Regions from separate parts of the Homo sapiens genome. Here region 1 is linked to region 2. A link is a loop called in an ENCODE intact Hi-C map of the cell type or tissue named here. Cell type or tissue: K562. All regions are shown on one strand. Each heading gives the region's core, and the rest is flanking DNA. Links, peaks and the distances in the headings are about the cores only.

Region 1 (5,360 bases), core at 203-5,202, 120 kb before region 2:
TTAAAATTCCTCTTTGAGAAGTTAACAACTTCCCAATTAAAGGATTCTTATTTGTGAGATGCCTTAGAGGCCTTTTCAATCAAGAGGCTCTTCTGAATAATAAAAAGGCTGAGCTGGGGTTGGAGTGGAGCCTAAACTGCCAGCAAGGAGGTGGGGACGCTGAAGATGGGCACACCGGCCTCGTGTGGGATGGGGTGGCAAAGGAGTGGAACGCTTTTCCGCTCAGCGGTTGGCAGGGAGGTTGGCATGGGGAGGGCAAAGAGGAGGGGACTGTTCCCACCCCCACCCCCCACAGCCCTGAAGCCCCCTCCAGTCCCCAGCCTGAGCCGCATGCGTGGGAACCCTCCACCGGGACCCCTGTGTCCTTCTGGCCCACACCCTGTGCTTAGCCTCTGCACACTTCCCGGAGGCTCCCTGCAGCTGTGTTTCTTGTCCTGCTTGGCTCTCGGTTTTATCAGTGCCTGACCACTTCCTAACACTCAGCTATCCTGGGAGCACCCTGCCAGGCTCCTCTGGCTCTTCGCCTCAAGCCAGGGTAGAGGAGGGGGCAGGTGGGAGAGGCGAATTGGGATTTGCTAAGGATGGTATGCGGCAGTGGACGCAGGCCCGACCGTGCGCTCTGGATGGGGGCGGCGTCCTTTTGGCTTCTGAGATCCCAGCTCCCTGGTGCCCATGCCACACCTGCTATGCTGTGCTCTCACAGGGGTGGTTTTGTTGCTGTTTGTTGGGTGTGTCTACCTGCCTTTCAGCCAGGCACCCCCACCCAGTGTGATCCAGCTGGTTTCCTGGGAGACTCTTGGGTCTGTCCCAGTTGGAGCTGAGTGTCTGCGGGTGTCCCACGAGAGGCTCAGCCTCAGGTCCTGCGGGGCTGACCAGTGTGCAGAGTGCCCTGAAAGTGCCAGGCCTGGCTGGGTGCTTCCCATCTTCACAGCAGCTGAGAGGCAGCTACCACCACCCTTCTTATAGAAGAGGAAGCAGAGGCTTTGTGAAGTGAGGTGACCCTTTATGCAGAGAGGGGTTCTTGCTGAAAGGACTTGTCATCCTCTGTCCTCCAGGGCCCTCCAGGTCACTAAGCAAAGAAGAACTGGAGACATTGGCCAAGCCCCTCCCCTCAGTGGCCAGCCCAGGCTTTGACTCTGCCCCAGTACAGGCTGCCCCAGTAGTTGCCAAGGTCATTCGAGGAGATGGTGCCACGGGTGGCTCCTCTGTCCAGGCGGCATGGAGGGCGGCGGGAGTGTTTGTAGCCCATACCTGCCATCCCCTCCCTCCTCTGCATGGCCTACTTTCCAGGCGCCATTGCAGCCGAGGCCGTCTGTGTAAATATCCAGAACTGTAGGAGCCCGGCCCCTCTGAAAGGTCAAATAGCCACGCAGGCACTCCCCAGAGGCCTGGGGTTGGGGACCATCCAGCAGTCTGGGCCACCAGGGAGGGGAGAATGGGTCCTGCAGATCCCAGGGGTGGTGGGCGGGATGAGGTGAGGTGTCCTGATTGGCTGCCCTGACCAAGTGGGAGCTGAAATAATTTGGATTCAAGTCCCAGCCCTGCCACTTACTGGGTGGCCTTGAGCAAGTGACTCAGGCTCTCTGGACCTCTTTTTCCTCCCAAGTGGCATACTAACCTCCCTGAGGGGTGGTGAGGATCAGTTGGGATGGCACAGGTGAACCTGCTGGGCCCAGGGCTGGTGGGTCTTGCATGTGGAACCTGGATTTGTGGGCTGTGTCTTAACGGCACTGTTTGGTGGTGCTGGTTCCTGTCTCAGCCCTGCTTGCTTCTTGCAAGTGATTCATTTCTCCTAGTCTCAGTTTCTCCCATATGCACAATGGACATAATGATACCTACCTCACGGAGGCGTTGTACTCCCTCAGTGGGAGTTCTCTGTGCCCTTCCCCCGCCTCACTGAATGAGCCTGTCCTCCCTAGGTACACAGTGGGATTTGCCTGGGGTTGGCCGCCACATCATGAGTAGGTGACATGGTCCTTGCCTCTGGATAGCAACATGAAGTTAGAGGGATCAAGGAGAAATGCTGTGAGCCTCAGGAAAGGGAAGGAGATAAAAGCTGGGGAAGTCAGGGAGGGCTTCCTGGAGGTGTCTGGTCCTTAGAGCTCGGGAGGATTTGGGGAAGCTGGGGGTGGGAGAGAGTGACAGAGAGCACGTGTGGTTGGGAATAGTGTGAACAAAGATCAGGCAGGAGGAGCAAGCCCAGGACAGGGCATGAGCTGTCTGAGAGCTGCTGGGGGCTGGGGGTCAGAGCCCTGAGAGGTCCCAGCCCTGGAGCCCTGGTCGGGGTAGAGGACCAGGAGTTGGGGGTGGGACCACTGTCTCCTGACTAAGGGCAGGGGGACAGCAAACATGCAGCCACGGTCCTGGGACACAGCCTTACCTGGGGGTTGCAGGGAGGGGCAGGATTTAGCATAGGGTCTGTGGACAGGACTGCCCACGCTCCAGGGCCTCAGTTGGGAAGTGCAAGGGCCTGTGTAAGGCCTGGGAAGAGGCTGGTGGCTGCTGCCCAAACTGGCAGGACCCCACCTGTGGAGATCAGCCTGCGGGCCGCCTTCAGCCAAAATGTGTGAACTAGGGGCTCTGGCTGCTTGAGGGCCAAGAGAGGGAGATGTGGGAGGGGTCTGCAGTGGGCTGAGAGGGCTGGGAGGCTCACCCTTGGTGGAGCACCCACTGTGTGCCAGGCCCTGAGTCAGACTCACTCCCAACTTGGGTTTGTGTAATTTGCATGACAGCCTGGAGAGGGCGCCGGCTCTTAGACTCATTCTAAGGAGCTGGAAACTGGGAGAGGCAAATGACTGGCCTGCCCTGGCCGTGTTTCAAATCGAACTCCACACATCATGCTTTTTCAGTGGCCCCATGCTACTCCCCAGGGCTGTGGATTTTAGAGGTGATGACCCCGGACTTCCCTGGGCAGGCTTGGAAGAGCTATACCCAAGTATGCAGTCTTCCTTGGCTTTGCCTCTCTTAGGGAGGCTCAGAGAGGTCAAGGGAGTGATCCAATGCCACACAGCGCTGGGGTCTGCAGTACCTGGCTCCCTGGAGGGCATGTGCCATGATCCCTTCTCCCTGGGGTCTGGTGGCCCCAGCCAAGCCCTACCAGGTCTAAGAACCCAGGGGACCTTCCCAGGTGTAAGACTACTCATGCCTCTGAGCCACCGAGAGAGGCTTTAAAATCTCAGCTCCAAATTAAAACCTATGAGCTCCTCAAAACAATGAAAAATTTCCCTAATAAAAGGAGAGGCACACTCAGGCATGTCCTAAATGAATGGAGTGACTTCAGGGATTAATTCAGGATGTATGGGAGGGCACCCAGCCGGGAAAAGTGCGCAGTGGATATTGTAACAAATTGTTTGCTCACAGGAGGAATAATTCTTAATGTGCACTGGCTGCAAAGGGAAGCTACCTTTGCTGCCTGCAGCACGATCCCTCATCAGCCGCTTGCTGGGCAGGGTCTCTGCTAGGGCAGCCTTACCTGTAAGCCTCTTGGCCTTCAGTGACAACCTTCCAACCTCACAAGCTGGCCTGAGTGGGACTGAGTGGGCCCTGCGTGTGTCCTTAGAGCCCCATGGCCTTCTGAGTTCTGCTCTCTCCTGCTGGCTCTGTGCCTTTGGCTAGGGTGGGGAAGGTGCTGGCTGGAGGCCAATTCTTCCTCTTCTGCTATGCGAACCAACTCTTCCTTTTGGGACCTCCCGGAGACCCCGGCCTGCCAGTCCCCCCACCTCAGACCACCCAAAGGAGGGTCCTGACAGATTGTCTCTCAGCATGCCTCAGTTTACCTGTCCCAGGCTTGGGCAGCTGCCTCCTCCCCAGCTCCCTTGCCTCGGGGATGAGTGGGGTGGGCGCAGCACCGTCCTCCCTGGCCAGCCCTCCCAGCTTCCTAATGTCTCTGTGCCAAACCTGGAGGAAAGGCGAGGCAAAGTCAGTCTGCACCCAGGAACATAAATGAACACCACTGAGGTGCAAACGGAGAAAGGCTTCCTGTATCCCACCTCCCACTCCCGGCTGGAGTGGGTCCAGCACCGAGGAAAAAAAGCACTGGCTCCTGAGTCAGGCGAGCCTGGATTTGGGTCTAGCTTCCCTGCTTTCTGACTCTGGGACTCCAGGCAACTCCCACAATCTCTCCAGCTTCTTCCTCTATAAGACATGGGATTCGTTTTAGCAGCAGCAGCAGCATCTCACGGTTTTGAGATACAGTCTCATCTATCCACACAGCCGTCCTAGAGGTTGGGACCTGGGATTATCCCCATTAAATGGACGAAGAAACCGGGCTCAGAGGGGTGAAGCCTGGTTCTCTCTGCTTCCTTGTAGCTGCTTCATGAAGTTGTTTAGAGAAAAGGGCCCTGATTATAGATTCTGTTCCATGAATGTCAGCCCCACCTGCTCCCTTTCCTGAGCAGAAGAGGTGCTGAGGCCCTACCAAGGTAGGGGCAGGAGACTTTGGGAGCAGGGACCCTGATCCTTCTCACCTCTCCCGTCTGGCTTGGAGCCAGCCTGCCCTTTCATTCACACCTTCATTCACCCGCTCATCACTTGATGAAACACCTATGAAGCACTGTATCCCCAGCAGCTAGAACGTTATGCACACTGCTCCTCCCCTCAGGTAGCTTCCCATCTTGAGGGAGTGACAGCATGGCAAACAGGTAATTTGGGTAACCTCAGACTGTGCTGAGCTCGGGAGGGAAACGACAGGGCCGTGGAATAGGGAGTGGCTGGGGCTGAATGAGCAGCTCCGATGGGCATCCAGGCGATGGGCATCCAGGCAGGCCTCTCTGAAGAGGTGACTTTGAGGCTGAAGGGGCTGAATGTCAAGGCAAAGGCTGGGAGGTGGGAAGTAGCTGGCTGTGTCTGGAGACCAGGAGGAAGACAGTGTGGCTGGTGGGTGGGGAGTGAGGGAGAGAGCGGGGACAGGGGTGGGAAACAGCCTTAGCCGCCCTGCTGAGGAGCAGGGGGGTGCTCTGGAGGGGATTAAGCCAGTGAGTGACAGGGCCTGATTTGTGCTTTCCAAATTCCTTTCTGGCCTCTGGGTGGAGAGAATGGATTAGAGGCTGTGGCAGGGAGAGCAGGGACCCTTGAGGGGAGGTGGGTGCAGGGACCCAGGAGAGAGGTGGAGTCGTGGCCACAGGGTGGGGGTGCAGATGGCGAAGAGTGGGTGGCTGGGGAAGGGGTTGGAGAGTGGCTATGGGGTGGGAAGGCTGAGAGTCCTGGTCGGGGCGGGTTCAATTTGGCCCAAGTGGCACCGTTTTCTGAGATGGGGAATATGGCGCAGGTGGAGGTGCAGGCATCCTGGTTTGGACTTGCCGGGTTTGAGGAGCCAGTAAGCCAAGCAAGTGGAGCATCGGGCCTTCGGTCAGCATCGGGGA
Region 2 (5,360 bases), core at 167-5,166:
TATGGAGGTGAGGCTGATCCTCAAAAAGCCTGTCAGGTTGGGGGTGACCCCCGGCATCCCCACCTTCCCCCAGAGGCGGAGTCCTGCCTTTCGAGTGTGGTGAAGCACCGGCTTCCTTCCTGCAGGGGCCTTGCTTGTCCCAGAGCCTCCTGCAGTGCCTGTCTTTTTCCCAGCCCAGGGAGTGTGGGTTCTGTGCGGTGGTCAGCTACTGAAATATTGCTGTCATCGTGTGCATCTGTTGGTATACACATGTGCAGTGTGTGTGCCTGCGTGTGACCAAGCTGAGGGCACATGTGCACAGGATGGCTCAGGAGTCAGTCCATCGACTTCAAAGTATTTTAAAATATAGAACCAGAGACCTTCTGGCTTCAGAAGGGGCTAAAAGGATTGATTTTTAGGTCACAGAGAGGCAGGCAGGCCTGCCTTCACCCACCAGCCCTTCATGGAGTAGAGACCCCCAGGCTGGGCATTCAGGGAAACCCAGGGCCAAGGAAGCTAGTCCTTGGCCTTGAGCTGGGGGCTGCTAAAGAGGAGTTAGAGGGGGCTGGAAAGGCTTCAAGAGAGGGTGGAGGGTATTGGCTTTGAGAGAAGGTGAGGGTGGGGTCATGTTCTCAGTTGGGGCTGGGCAGCCTGTTCCCTCTTTGAGAACCTCATAGAAAAGGGTTTCCTGCCCCCTCATCCCCAAGGGCTCCAGCCAACCCCATCCTTCCTCCCTCTGACCGCCCTTCTCTCATTCCCCACAGCCAGGCCAAGCTGTAACTTAGTGCTCAGAGGCCCCTTGGGCAGGAGCTGGGGCAGCTGAGCAGGGTGGGGTGGGGGTAGGAGCTACCAGTACCACGCCTTCCCTCTGCTAACCCTACCTGACTGGGGCTGTGCACTGGGGCCCCAGAACTGTGTAGGCCAGGGTCACACACACTCACATATGTGGGTCCTCCTGGATCAATGGGGTATGGAGCTGGAAAAGGTCTAATTCAATCTGTCAGCCAGTTATAAGTTATTGTACTGGAAGTGGCTCTTGCCTCAACCTACCTACCATCTCCTCTTGCCCCATCCAGAGGTCATGGAAGCTCCCGTTGAGGGGAGTCGGGCAGGGTGGGTGCAGGCAGCATCCTGGGCAGGAGTGGCCCATGAGGATTGGGAAAGAATCAGAGACAGCATCCTCTCCTCCAGACCATGGGCCCTGGAAGGGTCTCCAAGACTCTCTGGGTCAGCACAGCCCTTGTCCACACAGGGAAACTGAGGCCCAGCAAAGGTAGAGGGCTGGCCTGTCCCTGTGTGAGATGTGGGCCATGCTGTCTCTGTTTGCTCAGGCCCCGCTGGGAAGGGCAGGAGGGAAAAAGAAGCAGAGGGTGGGGCGATCAGTAGGGGAAAGAGGACAAGGGTCTAGGGTGCTGTGAGGCACACTTCAGGCTGTTTACCCAGCAGTGTTTGAGCCCTCGGGCCAGAGAAGGTCTTGCCTTCTGCCCTCTCAGGGATGGTGGCCCAACCCAGGAAACAGATAGTGTCTGGCGCTGAGTCTCATTGGGGGCTTCAAATGAACTGGCAAGGCACTGTCATTCCCATTTCATAGATATCCAAACTGAGACCCAAAGAGAGGCCTGCCTCTGGGAGGTCTTCCACAGCTGAATACCCTCAGCGAGGAGGCTCTGCTTGCTGCCTGAGGCAGAGCTGGGAGTAGCTCCTCTGGGAGGGTGGGCATTGGGGGCAGCTTGTCCCCAGGACTTCCCAGCCTTCCCTGTTTGTTCCCATGCTGTCCAAGAACTTCTTCTGCAAGTCTGACCACAGTCCCTCCTGCTTTAATTTCATCCCACCACTCATGCGAGATCTTGTCAATCCAAAGGTCTCTCTGTCCCTCTGCCTTCTTGGTGTGGGGTGGGTCTGGGGGCTCAGGCACTGTCCCTGCAACCTGGCTGGCTCCTGAGGGCAAGGGATGAAGCTAACCCATCCCAGCCTGCCCACCCAGGCCAGTTTGAAAATCGGCTCGCCTTTGCCCAGCATTGCAATTCTCATCACAGCCTCTGCCCATCTCATTTCTGTTAAACTCATTTGCCAGCTGAAGGCCTTCATTTTCCACTCTGTTTGCCCATAATCACCCCCTGACCCTGTCCTGTCTCCCCAAACTCTCCCTGCAGTGCCCAGCACTGTGATGAGCAGGCAGCCAGGCTCAGGCACAGCCGCAGCCCTCCATCCATCCCTCCCGCCTGTCTTGGGAAGAGGCCTGTGCTCCAGGCAGGGATCTCATCCCTGCCTCTGTGCATTCCTCTACTCCCAAACCAGACACTGGGAAAACTACAGACAGACTCTCAGCCCTTGAAGGCTACTCACCCTCCACTCTCTGCCTGTCCACCCAGGCCAGGAAGGCACTGTTCTAAACACTGTGCATGTATGAAGTCCCTTAATTCATCCACTAGCCCGAATGAATTTCTAATTGGTGGGAGTTTAAGGAGAAATGTTGACAAAGGGAAACTGAGGGAGCAAGAGGCAAACTTCTCCCTCCTCCAGGGCTCCATCCCTGCTCCCACTTGGTACAGAGAATAGAGCCCAGCTGTTGCTGCAAACCATGTCAGGCATCTGCTGAGGTCGCCTCGGGAGAGCAAGGGAGACTCTGCTCTCCCCCCAGGGCTCACCATTCTCCCATGAGATGCCTGCAAGGGTGGGGCTTCAGGCCAGGCACCCTCCCCTCCGGATCTCAGAGCACCCCTGAGAAAGTCCCTTGGCGCCGAGTATCATCACACAGACTGTGGGAGGAATCAGAAGTAATGTCCTCTGAGGCCTCGGCACCCCTCCACGTCTTACCATGGCTGAACCTCCGCCTGGCCCCCTGGACACCCTTGACTCTACTCCAGGCTGGACATGCCCGAGGGCCCATTTCTAAGCCTATTTACCATGAGCCTCAAACGAACCCTATAGAGTGAGTGGAGCTGGGACAAGGATCCCCATTTTGCCGGCAGGGAGATCGAGGCTCAGAGAGGAGAAGTAACTGTGCCAACTCCTCCTCTTCAGAATGGTCTGATGATCTCTTCCTGGAGCATAGTGTAGGGAAGGGTTTATTGCATTCTAACAAGGACTTTCACTATTTTAAACAGAAGAATGTGCAATAATGGTACGATTCCAGGCCCCGCCCCTTTCCTCTCCACCAGGAGGTCTTCTGGTTCCCAGGGTGCCCTCTGCTGGAGGAGGCTAGGCAGCTGCTCTAGGCTGGCCCCACCCCACCCCACCCCAGCCTCTCCCGCCCCACCAGCTTTCAAGGTCAGGCTGCCTGGTAATACAGTAATTGATCTGGGAGACTTCCATTATAAATCTGCCAGCTGGCCAGGTGGCACGCCCCATGGTCCATCCCATCCAGCCCCCCATGGTAATGACCACTCCTCTGTTCCTGTGTGGGAAGGTGACTGGCCACTCTTTGCTTCTCCCCATCCACTACCCCTGTAGGCAGGAGCCCAGGGACTCTGAACTCAGACAGAGGTGACATGGTTCTGAACTGACCTCACACTTCAACTGCTGTGTGGTCTCAGGCAAACTACATGCCCTCTCTGAGCCTCCATGTCCACAACTGGAACATGGTTCTGGTCAGATGGCCTTAAGGATCCACTGTGACAAAGTGGGAACCGAAAGAGTGTCCATTGTGATGAGGGCTCCCTTGAGACCTCTGCTTGAGGGTCCTTGGATGGGGGAGTCCTAGGTAGGGCATGATTGCACCTGTCTCTCTCAGCAAGTCAGGGAAGACTTCTTAGAAGAGGTGGCATTTGGGCTGGGTCTTGGAAGATGACAGGACTCCCTAAGGTTTGGGAGTGGGGACAGTGGTGCATGGTGTTCTGGGGACGGCAGGAAAGGGTCCTGTACAGAGCCATGACCAGCCCAGAGCATTAGGGTTTTTTCCTTGCAAATCTAACCCCATCAAGCCCTGCTTATACGCTTCAGTGGCTCCCATTGCCCTACGGCTGAAGTCCCAGCTCCCTGAGGAAGCTTCAGATCTAGTCCCAGCCAGCTTCTCCAGGCACCCAAGCCACTGCCCTTGCCCCCAGGGCTCCAACCTTAATGAATTTTTAAAATTCTCTACAATCTGTGACCTTTGCACCAAGCTGCTCCCTAGTTTGACTCAATGACCACAATAAAATTGAATCCTGTGACTAGATAAAATCTCCACTCCACTCTATTCCAGGGCCCACGGGCCCTTTGTGATCTGCCTGCCTCCCTTTCCCCTGCTCCTCTCCCACTCCGTCCTCGCTCAGTCTTAGCTCCTCTGTTGCCCCCCAGATCTTCACATTGCTGGTTTCATCATGTTCAGGACTCAGCTCAAGTGTACTCAACCTAAAGTAGCCTTCAGGTGACAGTCATCCTGGTTTGCCCAGAACCGAGGTGTCTCCTAGGATGCAAAACTCTTAGTGCTGAAAGCAGACATTCCCAGACAAATGGGGATGATTGGTCACCCTCATTTCTTTCCAGTCCCTACTGCCAGGCCTGCCTGCTTTCTTTTCTTCCTCTTTCTTTTGTTGGAAGTCCCAGTTTGTCAGTCTGTTATTACTTGCGGATCGGCTGCCTTCCCCTGGCCTTGAGCTGCTGGAGAACAAGCCTGCATCTGCCAGTTCAGCACTGAGTCCCCCTTGCCCAGAACCACGTGCGGTGAGAACGGTGCTCAGCACCAGCACCAGAGCATGCCTGGTCAGTGTTTGTTGAGCGAATGGGTGAAGTGTGTACACAGACTGTTTCACTGTGGACCTGGCCTCTCCTCTCCTCTCTGGGCCTCAGTTTCCCATCTGTACTACAAGGGTGGGCTTTGGGAGTCCCAGAGAGGGCTCTCCAAGCCCCAGTGCCCCCACATGCAGGAAGTGAAGAGAAGAGCTACTGCCCAGCTCGGTGTGAAGGGCTGGGCATGCGCCGGACTCCAGGGTGGGCAGGGCAGGGCGGCCCTGCTGACGGGGAAGTGTCACAGTCCTCACCTTCCTAGACATCCCGCCGTCACCTGAGGGCCATTTCTGGGCCAGGCCGTTGGTCCAGACCCCAGGTTGGGGGCATCCAGAGTGATGGTGCCGACTGCCAAGCCCCACTCCCCTCCCACCCCCGGGAAACAGATGGCCCAAGCTTGGGCGGGCGGCAGAGACGGGGACTGGCATTTGTGTGTGTGTGCGGTTTTTTAAAAATCTGACACATTTTTGTCACGTCTTGGTGCATCAGAACAGTAAAGGAGGCGGGAGTGTGAAGAATGTTTTAACTCGCAACTTTGTAACAGTTCCAGTTTCTCCGGGCCTCCTCCCCCTCCCTCAAGCCCCCGCGGCGGAGCCTCCAAGTCCATCTGTTCCCGAATCTCTACTCCCTGCCCCCCTAAATCCATCCCTCCTTCCTTCAGTTGAGGGGGAGAG

What was found. Peaks named below come from ENCODE experiments on the same cell type or tissue, not always from the same donor. Only the 100,000 strongest peaks of a DNase experiment are listed, where the experiment ranks them.
Region 1: it touches region 2 in a loop (12-fold over the local background); 4 of 110 quality-filtered maps call a loop at or near these places.

Annotation. Positions count from the first base shown.
Region 1 is chr15:77,782,499-77,787,858 of GRCh38, reverse strand. LOC141374963 (a long non-coding RNA gene) reads right to left here and starts at 723. Exons shown (of 2, transcript NR_199613.1): 1 at 612-723. It also overlaps a transcript of LINGO1 not described here. RefSeq lists enhancers at 2,441-2,942, 3,018-3,601. In K562, for the core only: CTCF peaks have their summits at 1,847 and 2,738 (motif pointing right); a DNase peak (open chromatin) is centred at 2,758; H3K27me3 peaks cover 2,310 bases.
Region 2 is chr15:77,657,709-77,663,068 of GRCh38, reverse strand. It overlaps LINGO1-AS2 (LINGO1 antisense RNA 2), which reads right to left and starts at 3,018. Exons shown (of 3, transcript NR_120362.1): 1 at 2,904-3,018. It also overlaps a transcript of LINGO1 not described here. RefSeq lists an enhancer at 2,223-3,144. In K562, for the core only: a CTCF peak has its summit at 3,163 (motif pointing left); a DNase peak (open chromatin) is centred at 3,188; H3K4me3 peaks cover 173 bases; H3K27me3 peaks cover 2,332 bases.